Regions from separate parts of the Homo sapiens genome. Here region 1 is linked to region 2. Evidence: chromatin loops called from intact Hi-C (ENCODE). Cell type or tissue: B cell. All regions are shown on one strand. Links, peaks and the distances in the headings refer to the core of each region. The heading gives the core; the rest is flanking DNA.

What was found. A loop is a pair of places that touch in the nucleus more often than their neighbours do. Peaks named below come from ENCODE experiments on the same cell type or tissue, not always from the same donor. Only the 100,000 strongest peaks of a DNase experiment are listed, where the experiment ranks them.
Region 1: a loop joins it to region 2, with 21 times the contacts of the local background. A loop is called at or near these places in 40 of 110 quality-filtered maps.

Annotation. Positions count from the first base shown.
Region 1 is chr20:5,931,672-5,937,052 of GRCh38, forward strand. No RefSeq gene overlaps it. Among named protein-coding and RNA genes, the nearest start is that of TRMT6, 16 kb to the right of the region's middle. RefSeq lists a silencer at 2,277-2,326. In B cell, for the core only: no CTCF peak of the experiment used is centred there; a DNase peak (open chromatin) is centred at 2,350.
Region 2 is chr20:5,526,835-5,532,215 of GRCh38, forward strand. No RefSeq gene overlaps it. Among named protein-coding and RNA genes, the nearest start is that of LINC01729, 20 kb to the left of the region's middle. RefSeq lists enhancers at 2,026-2,567, 3,207-3,276. In B cell, for the core only: CTCF peaks have their summits at 2,255 (motif pointing right), 2,990 (motif pointing right) and 3,190; DNase peaks (open chromatin) are centred at 2,247 and 2,997.

The DNA.
Region 1 (5,381 bases), core at 276-5,275, 400 kb after region 2:
GCCTCCAGATATGCAATAGAATACTTTTCTGTTGTTTTAAGCCACTCAGCTTGTGGCACATTGTTATGGCAGCCCTAGGTATCTAATACAATGAGAAACAATGGCCTCAGTGCCCCATCCTCCAAATCTGTGTGCAGATGCAGCCACCTGTAATTTAACTTTTAGATTTATTTTCTTATTTGAATATATTGTCATGATTTATAATATCATGACAAGTTTATCGAGAAGGAGTTATAACACAGAGCTGGGACAGGAGGAAAGAAAGGGTCCTATTATTACAAAATGAAAATACACACCATGCCACTGTAAAACATAGTATAATCAGGAGGCCGGGTGGGTGGTTCACCCCTGTAATCCCAGCACTTTGGGAGGTCGAGGCAGGCAGATCACCTGAGGTCGGGAGTTGGAGATCAGCCTGGTCAACATGGTGAAACTCTACTCTACTAAAAATACAAAAAAATAGCTGGGTGTAGTGGCAGTTGCCTCTAATCCCAGCTACTCGGGAGGCTGAGGCAGGAGAATCACTTGAACCCAGGAGATGGAGGTTGCAGTGAGCTGAGATCGTGCCACTGCACTCCAGCCTAGGCAACAAGAGCGAAACTCTGTCTCAAAACAAACAAACGAACAACAAACACATAATATAATCAGGAGATTTCAGGTGCTGAAATAATTAATTAATTGCAGTAATTACAATTCTGCAGTCCAGGATCCTGACACTCACATATATGACAGGCTTCACTGAGAAAGTATCTGTTGATGAAAGACCTAAAGAAAGGGTGTGAGCCATGTGGACACCTGGGGCAAGGACATTTCAGGCAGAGGGAATAGTAGGTGCAAAGGCCCTGGGTCAGGAATGTGTTTGGCATGTTTGAAGAAGAACAAGAGGCCAGAGTGGGAGACTGTCGTAGGAGGTGAGCTTAGAGAGGCAGCAGGGGCCAGGTCACGCAGGGCTCTCTGTAGGTCCTGGTAAGGACTTTTGTTTTACAATTGGAGAGTTCTCAACGGATGACTGATAGGATTTGCTTTATGTTTATAACAACACTGGCTGCTGGGTTGAGTGATGGCTGTAGGGGAAGTGAAGGCAGAAACACAGAAACCAATAAGGAGGGCACTGTAATGACCCTGGTGGGTCATTGTGATGGCAGGGTCCAAGGTGGTGGCACTGGGAATGGGGAGAAGTGGTAGAATTCTAGATCTATTCTGGAGACAGAGCTGACACGTAGGGCTGCTGGTTTTGGTGTGGCATGAGGGAATGAGAGGAGAATACCAAGGCTTTAGGCCTGAGCATCTGGGAAAACAGATGGGGAGACTGCAGGAGGGACTGGTTTGGAAGGGTAGAGATGGGGAGCTCAGATTTGAACTTGTTAAGTTTGAGACGTGAATAGATACCCAGCAGAGGTGTTGAGCTGGGTATATGAGCCAGTGCTGGAGGAAAAGGCCTGTGTTGAAGACTGCATGTGGGAGTCATCATCATAGAGACGGTATTTAAAGCCTTAAAACTGGGTGAGATCACCTAGAGTTATATAAATGAGTGAAAGATGGCCTCTGTTTATTGGCTCATAGATTGTTTATTTCTTCATTGCAGGCTGACACTGATTACTGCAGAAGCCAAACTCAAATTTTTACACATCCAATTATTTTAAACAAATTTTATGCCAATTTTTAGCCATTCAGGGCCTTGCTGGTACATACCCGGTGAAACTATACCCAGCATCTGTTGGCCATTGATAACATAGAGCCTTGTGGTTATAAGACCTTAAGTGCGATGTTAATCCCAGCACTTTGGGAGGCCGAGGCAGGCAGATCGCTTGAGCTCAGGAGTTCAAGACCAGCCTGGGCAATGTAATGAAACCCTGTCTCTACTAAAAATACAAAAATTAGCTATATGTGGTGGCATGCGCCTGTAGTCCCAGCTACTTGGGAGGCTGAGGTGGGAGGATCACTTGAGCCTGGGAGGTGGAGGTTGCAGTGAACTGAGATCATGCCACTGCTCTCCAGCCTGGGTGACAGAGTGAGACCCTGTCTCAGAAAAATAAAGCCAAAAACAAAAACACAAACCTCAAGCCGTCCCTGTCCTTCGGAGCTCTCTGACCCAGAGACTCCCCTCTGTACTGCTGTGCAACACCACCTAGACACATAAGCCTTGTTTCTGACTCTCCCCTCCCTCGGGGGTATCCTTGCCTTTCCTCCTCTCCTTCTGAGTAGCAACACCTGTAGTGTGTGCTCTTTGCACAGACTCTTGCTCTAAGGGACATCCCCCTACCCCTATGCAAACCTGTCAGAGTGTCACCATCACCAATAAAATATGTGTGTGCTGCTGCCATCTCATGGTCATGTCTTTCTCTTTGATCAGTCCCCAAATCCTCCAAACACCCTAGGGAGTTAGTGTAGACAAGAAAAGGAAGAAGTGCAAGTGCTGAGCCCTGAGGCATGCCAATGTTTAGAAGTTTCAGAGATGAGGAAGAACCAGTAAGAGAGATACAGAAAGAAAGGCTGGAGAGGTAGGAGGGAAACCAGGAGAGAGTGGTGTTCTAGAAGCCAAGGGAGGAAAAGCCTGGCAAGGAGAGGGATGGACGGTGTCAGACACTGCTGATAGGTCCAGCGGACCGAGAAGGAGCTCTGGATGTCACACTACTGTCCATTGTTGCTTGCTGCCCACACCAAACCTGCTTCCCACTGTGGCTGCTCCAAAGGGCTGCTCTCCCGTTTCCACCAGTGCCACAATCCGTCTCATCACGCCACTGAAATCAGTGATCAGCAAAGTTTTTCACAAAGGCCCAGAGAGCGTGTATTTTAGGCTTTGAGACCATATGGGCTCTATCACAATTATTCAACTTTGCCACAGTGTGAAAGCAGCCATTGACAATACATAAACAAATTGAGAGTGGCTGCGTTCCAATAAAACTTCAGTTTGAATTTCATGTAATTTTCCCATGTCACAAATTTATTTTATTTTTTATTTTTATTTTTTTTACTTTTCCGCTTCAACCACTTAAAAATGTAAAAATCTTTCGTTACAGGCCATACAAAAAACTTGTAGTGGGCCAGATTTGCTGCCCGCTGATTTAAATTAATCATATTCTTTCTTATTTTTATCTCCTTTCTTGAATCTGTCACCATATGACTTTATTTATTTATTTATGAATGACAGAGTCTCACTCTGATGCCCAGGCTGGAGTGCAGTGGTGTGATCTCAGCTCACTGCAACCTCTGCCTCCTAGGTTCAAGTGATTCTCCTGCCTCAGCCTCCCAACTAGCTGGGATTACAGGTGCCGCCACCACACCCAGCTAATTTTTGTATTTTTAGTAGAGAAGGGGTTTCACCATGTTGGCCAGGCTGGTCTCAAACTCCTGACCTCAAGTGAGCCACCCTCCTTGGTCTCCCAAAGGGCTGGGATTACAGGTGTGAGCCACCAAGTCTGGTCTATATAATTATTTAATTTAATTTAATCTAGTTTATAGCTCCTATTTTGTGTCACTCACAGGTGACAGGAGAGCACTGAGAGGTCACTACCCACCTAAGCATTTGATTAAGGAAAAGTATTCCCAAAAGGCAAAAGAATGCCTGCTATCATTTCCCCTGGATTAATTTCTCCACTCTTTAAAGTTTGTTGGCTTAGAATTATAACACTATGTAGACCAAACATCCAACAGATTGACCTACCCCTCTTTCAAAACAAAATATCCACAGCACCTTGTTACCTGTCAAAGCAAAAATGAAATGTCAAAATCTTTCCAGTCTTGTTTTAATGATATCTCAGCTAAGAGTAAAAAAAAAAAAAAACAAAAACAAAAAAGCCCCAGGTTATTAATAGAACTGTAAAAAGGGCCTTCCAAAAGGAGTGGGTAGAGTATGATATTCATTTCCTATGCTTCAAAGATCTTGCCCTTTCTCATAAAAACTCAGATAGCTGTGGGTGCCTAGTAAAGGTTAATACGGTAGTTGAAAGGTTACTGGTTGCTTTTTAAGTAGCTATTCAGGGACTTACCTCTCTCACCATCTGACCTGTGCTACATAGTTAAGTTCAAGGAAAATTATAATCCTTTTTACAAAAATTAATACTAGCCTAGAGGCAACATCATATTTCAAGTTATTAGATACACTCTGTTCCTTTCTAGCACTGCACTTAAAGGCATTACAAAATCAGGATAAAGTGAATCCTGATCATGGATTTTTAGGACATGCGTTTTAGTATTTAGTACTGTTCTTGCAATACTTACAACCAACACTTTAAAACAACATGCAAACACTCCATTTTTTTTTCCCAAAGCTTCACTATGTATTGAGAAAAGGCTATTTTTGGCTTTTCAATATACAACCAATGCATGAATGATTGCTCAGTATTTGCTTCATACAATTTGAGTGTACCTTTAAGCTAAAAAATGCCCTGTAATGGGTGCCATGCTATATTGCCAAGTACCCTAGTCCAGTGGAGGAACAGGATGGATGTTACAGAATGATTTTTGTCTTTGACTTCTTGATTGCCATTCATTAAAGTGCTATTCTACATAACTCCTCTGGTGGCTGGATGTCCAAAAATCATAAAATTATCCGTTCATCTGCTCCAAAGGTGAATGTCCATTTTAAACACAAGACAAAAACATCCTGTATTTAGCTGTACCCATGATGTGCATGCACACAGTCGTGGTTCCCAGTGGGCGGTTCCTGGACCAACAGCACCAATATCACCTGGAAACTACTTGAAATGCAAATGCTCTGTACCACTCCAGAAGTACTGAAATCTTATTCTGTGGGGTGGAGGGCCCAGTGGCCTCTGCTTACCAAGCCCTCCAGGGGAATCTAAGTTTTCCAATGCTAAGTTTGCAAACCACAGAATTCAATCATCTGTACGCAGATTAAGTAAACTATATGAATGAGAAAAAAAAAAAATACAGATTAACTTATGCTGTTGGCATTGGTAAGATGAGTTCACAAGGTAACATGAGCATGCAGGGCCTTGGTAGCTCAGACCCCAGACCCCTTGCTCAAGAAACTCAAGAGAAAAGATTTAGGGAACGGAATGCAACTTGCAAACCAGTAACCAGGAGACCAGCCACTACTGATTCTAATCTATGCAGTTTTCTGTTCTCCTTGTCCAAACTTGATTAGCTACATGTGTGTGTGACACCAGCTTGCAACACACTCCGTGAGGTGCCAATCCAGGCATGTCCTCTACAATAGACAGACCACGTCACAATCGGCCGAAAGCCCACAGGACATCACTGACTGCATCACTGTTAGAAGAATCACAGTAGGAAACATTTTCATTTTTATTTATTTTTTGAGACAGTTTCACTCGTCGCCCAGGCTGGAGTGCAATGGCGTGATGTCGGCTCACTGCAACCTCTGCCTCCCGGGTTCAAGCGGTTCTCCTGCCTCA
Region 2 (5,381 bases), core at 258-5,257:
ATGGATCAAAGAGGAAGTCTCAAAGGAAATTTTTAAAATAGAATAAAACGAATGAAACTGAAAACACAACATACCAAAATTTGTGAGAACAGTTAAAGCAAGGCTAAGAGGAAAATTTGTAGCACTAAATGCATACCTCAGAAAAGAGGAAAAGTCTCAAATGAAAAACTTAAACTCTCCTTCAAGAACTTAGAAAAACGACCAAATACAGTGGCTCATGCCTGTAATCCCAGAACTTTGGAAGGCTGAGGCAGGAGAATCACTTGAGCCCAGGAGTTTAAGACCAGCCTGGGCAACACAGTGAGATCTCATCAATATTTATGTTATTTAAAAAAAAGAAGAACTTAAAAAAAGAGAGCAAAATAAGCCTAAAACCAGCACAAGAAAGGAAATAATAAAGAGCAGAAATCAATGAAATGAAAAACAGAATAACATTAGAAAAAGTTGGTGGAGTCAAGAGTGTGTTCTTTGAAAAGATCTGTAAAACTGACCAAGCTCTGACAAGACTGACGAAGAAAAAAATTACTAATATCGCTTATAGATTTTAGAAATTATAGTACACAGTTACCAATATCAGGAGTGAAACAGAGGAAATCACTACAGACGCTGCGGACATCAAAAGGATAACGAAATGCTACAAACAACTCTGCATACATAAATTTGATAACTTAGATTAAATGGACCAATTCCTTGTAAAGTACAAACTACCGCAACTCACCTAATTGAAATAGGTAATTTGGATAGCTGCATAACTATTAGAAAATTGAATTTTTAGTTAACTTCCTGAAAAAGAAATCTCCAACCCAGATTGTTTCACTGGAGAATTCTATTAAAGATTTAAAGGGGAGTTAAGACCAACTCTACAGAAAATAGAAGGAAAAGGAACCCTTCCCAACTCATTCCAGAAAGCAGGTATTACCCTCATACCAAAGCCAGACAAAAACAGTGTAAAAAGACCGGGCACAGTGGCTCACGCCTGTAATCCCAGTACTTTGGGAGGCTGAGGCGGGTGGATCACCTGAGGTCAGGAGTTGGTGACCAGCTTTGCCAACATGGTGAAACCCTGTCTCTACTAAAAAGACAAAATTAGCTGGGCATGGTGGCACCTGCCTGTAATCCCATCTACTTGGGAGGCTGAGGCAGGAGAATCGCTTGAACTTGGGAGGAGGAGGTTGCAGTGAACTGAGCCGAGATTGTGCCACTGCTCTCCAGCCTGGGTGACAGAGCAAGACTCCATCTCAAAACAACAACAACAAAATTAAACATGCAGCCGAGCACAGTGGCTCATGCCTGTAATCCCAGCACTTTCGGAGGCCAAGGTGGGAGTATTGTTTAAGCCCAGGAGTTTGAGACCAGCCTGGGTAACATTGGGAGACCCCCTATCTCTACAAAAACTTTTAAAAATAAGCCAGGTGTGGTGGCCTCCCAGCTGCTCTGGAGGCTGAGGAAGGAGGATTACTTGAGCCCACGAATTAGAGACAACCGTGAGCTATGATCATGTCACTGCACTCCAGCCTGGGCAACAAAGCAAGAACCCATCTCAGAAAGAAAAAAAAAAAAATAAAAGCTAAACATGCAACTACCATATGACCTAATACTTAACTGTTCTCGGAATTAGCCAACAGAAATGAGAACTTAGTTCACACGAAAGCCCGTAGACAAGTGTTTATAGCTGATTTATGCATAATAGTCCCAAACTGGACACAACCCCAATGCCCTTCAGTGTGTGAATGTCCAGAGCAGCCTGGGGACTGACACTGCCACGCTCTTACTTGGAATGTGTGTAGCTTTCCAGAGAATGAGTTAAGGTGTGTGTTGAGGGGCTGGGAGCGAGCAGTGCTGGCACACCAGCAGAACTGAGGAGTTCAGTCTAGAGTTGGTACATCTTGAGCTGAATCTCTAAGGCCTTCAGTTTCCTAGATCTGCTTCCCTCGGAAGCACTTAGGAAACAGGGCCTCCCTCCACAGGACAGCCCCCCGGGTCTGCAAAGGGGCATGTGTTTCCTCCTTAGGCACGGATGTGCCTTGTCCTCTCTTCTCCCACACTTAGAGTAACCTGTGAATAATTTGATGGGTGAAATAACCCACTGTCTGGGACACCATTTTTGGTGTGGCTTTATGGGTGCCTATGTACCGTGTATATGTATGTAACATGTAACCCTGCTCAAAAAGGTTAGAACTCACCCAGTCAGCTAGCGACTCCAGAATAATCAGATACATGTTCCCCCAAGGTACCACAAGATGGCAGCACATGCACACAGCATTTCAAGCTCCTGCACACTGAGATGACAGCAATTAATCTGCCCTCTAATAATGCCTCTGCCATCCTGGAAAGCCCTACACTTAAACGGTCATGATGCCTGTTTCTATGATGATGTGTTGCAAACACACGCAGCATTTCTGAGGTAGATGAAGAGATTCAAAGGGTAACAGGAGATTATGTAGTTCAGAATTCTTCACCTTTTTTTAAAAAAAATATTTATTTATTTATTTATTTATTTTTAATAGAGACAGGGTCTCACTATGTTGCCCAGGCTAGTCTTGAATTCCTGGGCTCAAGCGATCCTCCCGCCTCGGCCTCCCAAAGGGCCGGGATCACAGGCGTGAGCCACTGAGTGTGGCCAGAATTCTTCACCTTTTGGTGCAGAGTGTGTATGTCGCACCTGAAGCCAGAAGTCAACGATACTCGATGAAAGGGTTTGTTCAGCGCAGATGACCTACTTGGGTTCATGGCTTGCATGTGTTATAATTGCTGCTGTTTATTTCCTGAAAACTTAGACGATTTGGGGCACATTATCGATGCCTTACAGGCATGGTCGCATTAAACTTTACTGCAGCCATCTGTCATAGTGATTATTATCCTCATTTTACAGATGGGGAAAGAAAGAATTAGACCTTCAGGCACCTTGGTAATGGCACGCACAGCGAGTAGAGGCAGAGAGAACCTGCTTCCCTGACGGCCCACACTCCCCCGGCACACAAGGCTCCCTCTAGGTGGCGCGCGCGTCTCAGCTTCTACTGCGGAAGTCTCGGTTATGTGATTATGTATACGCTCAATCCTACACCAATTGAGAATGGCCCTTAGCTTGGAATTAGTAAGAACAGTAATTAGCAATTTATTGTCAGAAAAAAGTTCATAAGATTATCGGCCGCAGTCTCTTTGCTGCACATCTTTCTCATCTTGACAGGACAGCCACAGGGAATCCAGGTCTTCTCCACCACCCCAGGCTCAGCAGTTCATGCTTACCCACCCAGCTCAGGCACAGATGCGACATTCAGCTTAGCAACATTCAGCTTAGGATCGGGTAAACAGGCAGAGCTTTCTCTCTCTCTTTTTTTTTTTTTTTTGAGGCAGAGTCTCTCTCTTATTGCCCAGGCTGGAGTGTAATGGTGCGATCTCGGCTCACCACAACCTCCATCTCCCGCGTTCAAGCGATTCTCCTGTCTCAGCCTCCCGAGTAGCTGGGATTACAGTTATGCACCACCACACCTGGCTAATTTTGTATTTTTAGTGGAGATGGGGTTTCTCCATGGTCAGGCTGGTCTCGAACTCCAGACCTCAGGTGATCCACCGGCCTCGGCCTCCCAAAGTGCTGGGATTACAAGCATGAGCCACTGCGCCTGGCCTTTTTTTCTTTCTTTCTTTTTAATGTGGAAAATTCCAAATCCTATCAGAGCATATTTGGCATGTGATTTTTTTTTTTTTTTTTTTTTTTTTTGAGACAGGGACTCACTCTGTCGCCCAGGCTGGAGTGCAGTGGCACAATCACGGATCACTGGAGCATCAAACTCCTGGGCTCAAGCGATCCTTCCACCTCAGCCTCCTGATTACCTAAGACTATAGGCAAGCACCACCACAGCCCCTAGTTTTTATTTTTATTTTTTATTTATTTATTTTTTTGTAGAGACAGAGTCTCGCTTTGTTGCCCAGACTGGTCTTGAACTTCTGGCCTCAGGTGACCCTCTGGGCCTCCCAAAGCACTGGGTTTACAAGCATGAGCCACCATGCCAGGCCTAACATCTCTAATTTTTTAAAATTGTTTTTAACATAATGAGACCGAGCTTCACCATGTTGTCTAGACTGTTCTCAAACTCCTGGGCTCAAATGATCCACCCACCTTGGCCTCCCAAAGTGCTAGGGTTACAGGTGTGAGCCACCGTGCCCAGCCAGCATCTCTAATTTTTGACAAGCAGACTTTTGATATGTGATTTACCTAAGTTGTGTAAAGTTATATTCAACGTTATCTGCCTTTTACAAATCAGGAAAACAGGGTATCATTAACTTTCCTAAGTGATATATTCAGGGGGAAAATGAATTTAGCAAAGTGGAGGTCTTTTGTGTCCTTTTACAGATAGTAAAATAGCATCTAGGAGAATGGGAGGTTGAAGGGAACTGTCATAGATTTGGGGTCAACTGAGGCCAGTTAGTGGCCATGACCATGAGGGACCTTAGGTGCTGCTTGCTTTCCCCAGCCAGGTTCAGCTGTGTGGGTGCAGATTCAGACTTGGAGGTGAGATGAAAATAATAAGAGGGATGTGATGGAGCAAGACAGGGCAAGGGCCTTGAGCACACACAAGGAAGAGATTCCAGCAGCTGACAGTCTCATTACAGCTGGCAGGGCAGTCAGTGAGAGCATGAGATTAGGTGGATCATGAGCAGAGAAGCTGGGATGGATGCACTGGTGGCCTCAGCACAGGGAGGGTGCCAGGGGGAGTGAACAGTGGAGGGGAATGGGACTCATGTCATTTCCGTTATGGAAAGGGTGTCGCTATTTGATAGGAGAGCTCTGGGATATGACCATGGGAATGAAAGGCTGGGGAGATGACAGGATCACTGGCAGGAAACTGAGAGGCCAGTATTTTGGAAATATTATTTACAAAGCTACTGATATCACCAAGGACAGGAAAGTGTTAGAGAAAGTGGCAATGATTCAGAAAGTGAAATCTCCAAGGAAGAATGTTTGTACCCAGGCTTTGGTAGATGAAGGTAACCACAGGGTGTGGGAGAAACAGTTTGTTATGGGAAGGAGGAAGAATGTTCCAGGAAAGCAGCAATGACTGGCAGAAAAGACACTCACCCCACCCACCCCACCCTCAAGCCCACAGATACTCAAAAAGCACAGGGAAGAAAACATTCCCGTTTTGAGAGAGCAGTAGGGGAAGTGTGGTTTCACACAGAGCTGCAAAGTCCATTGTGGCAGCCACCAACCACATGTGGCTACCAAGCTCTTGAAATGCGGCTCCTGTGATCAGGGACTGAATTTTTAATTGAATTTAATTCAAATTAACTAGAAACTGAGGCAGTAGAAAATATTTTTCTGTTAATCACAGCTTTATTGGTTTGGTAGGACTTCATTTCACTTTAACCATTGAAAAGCCAAA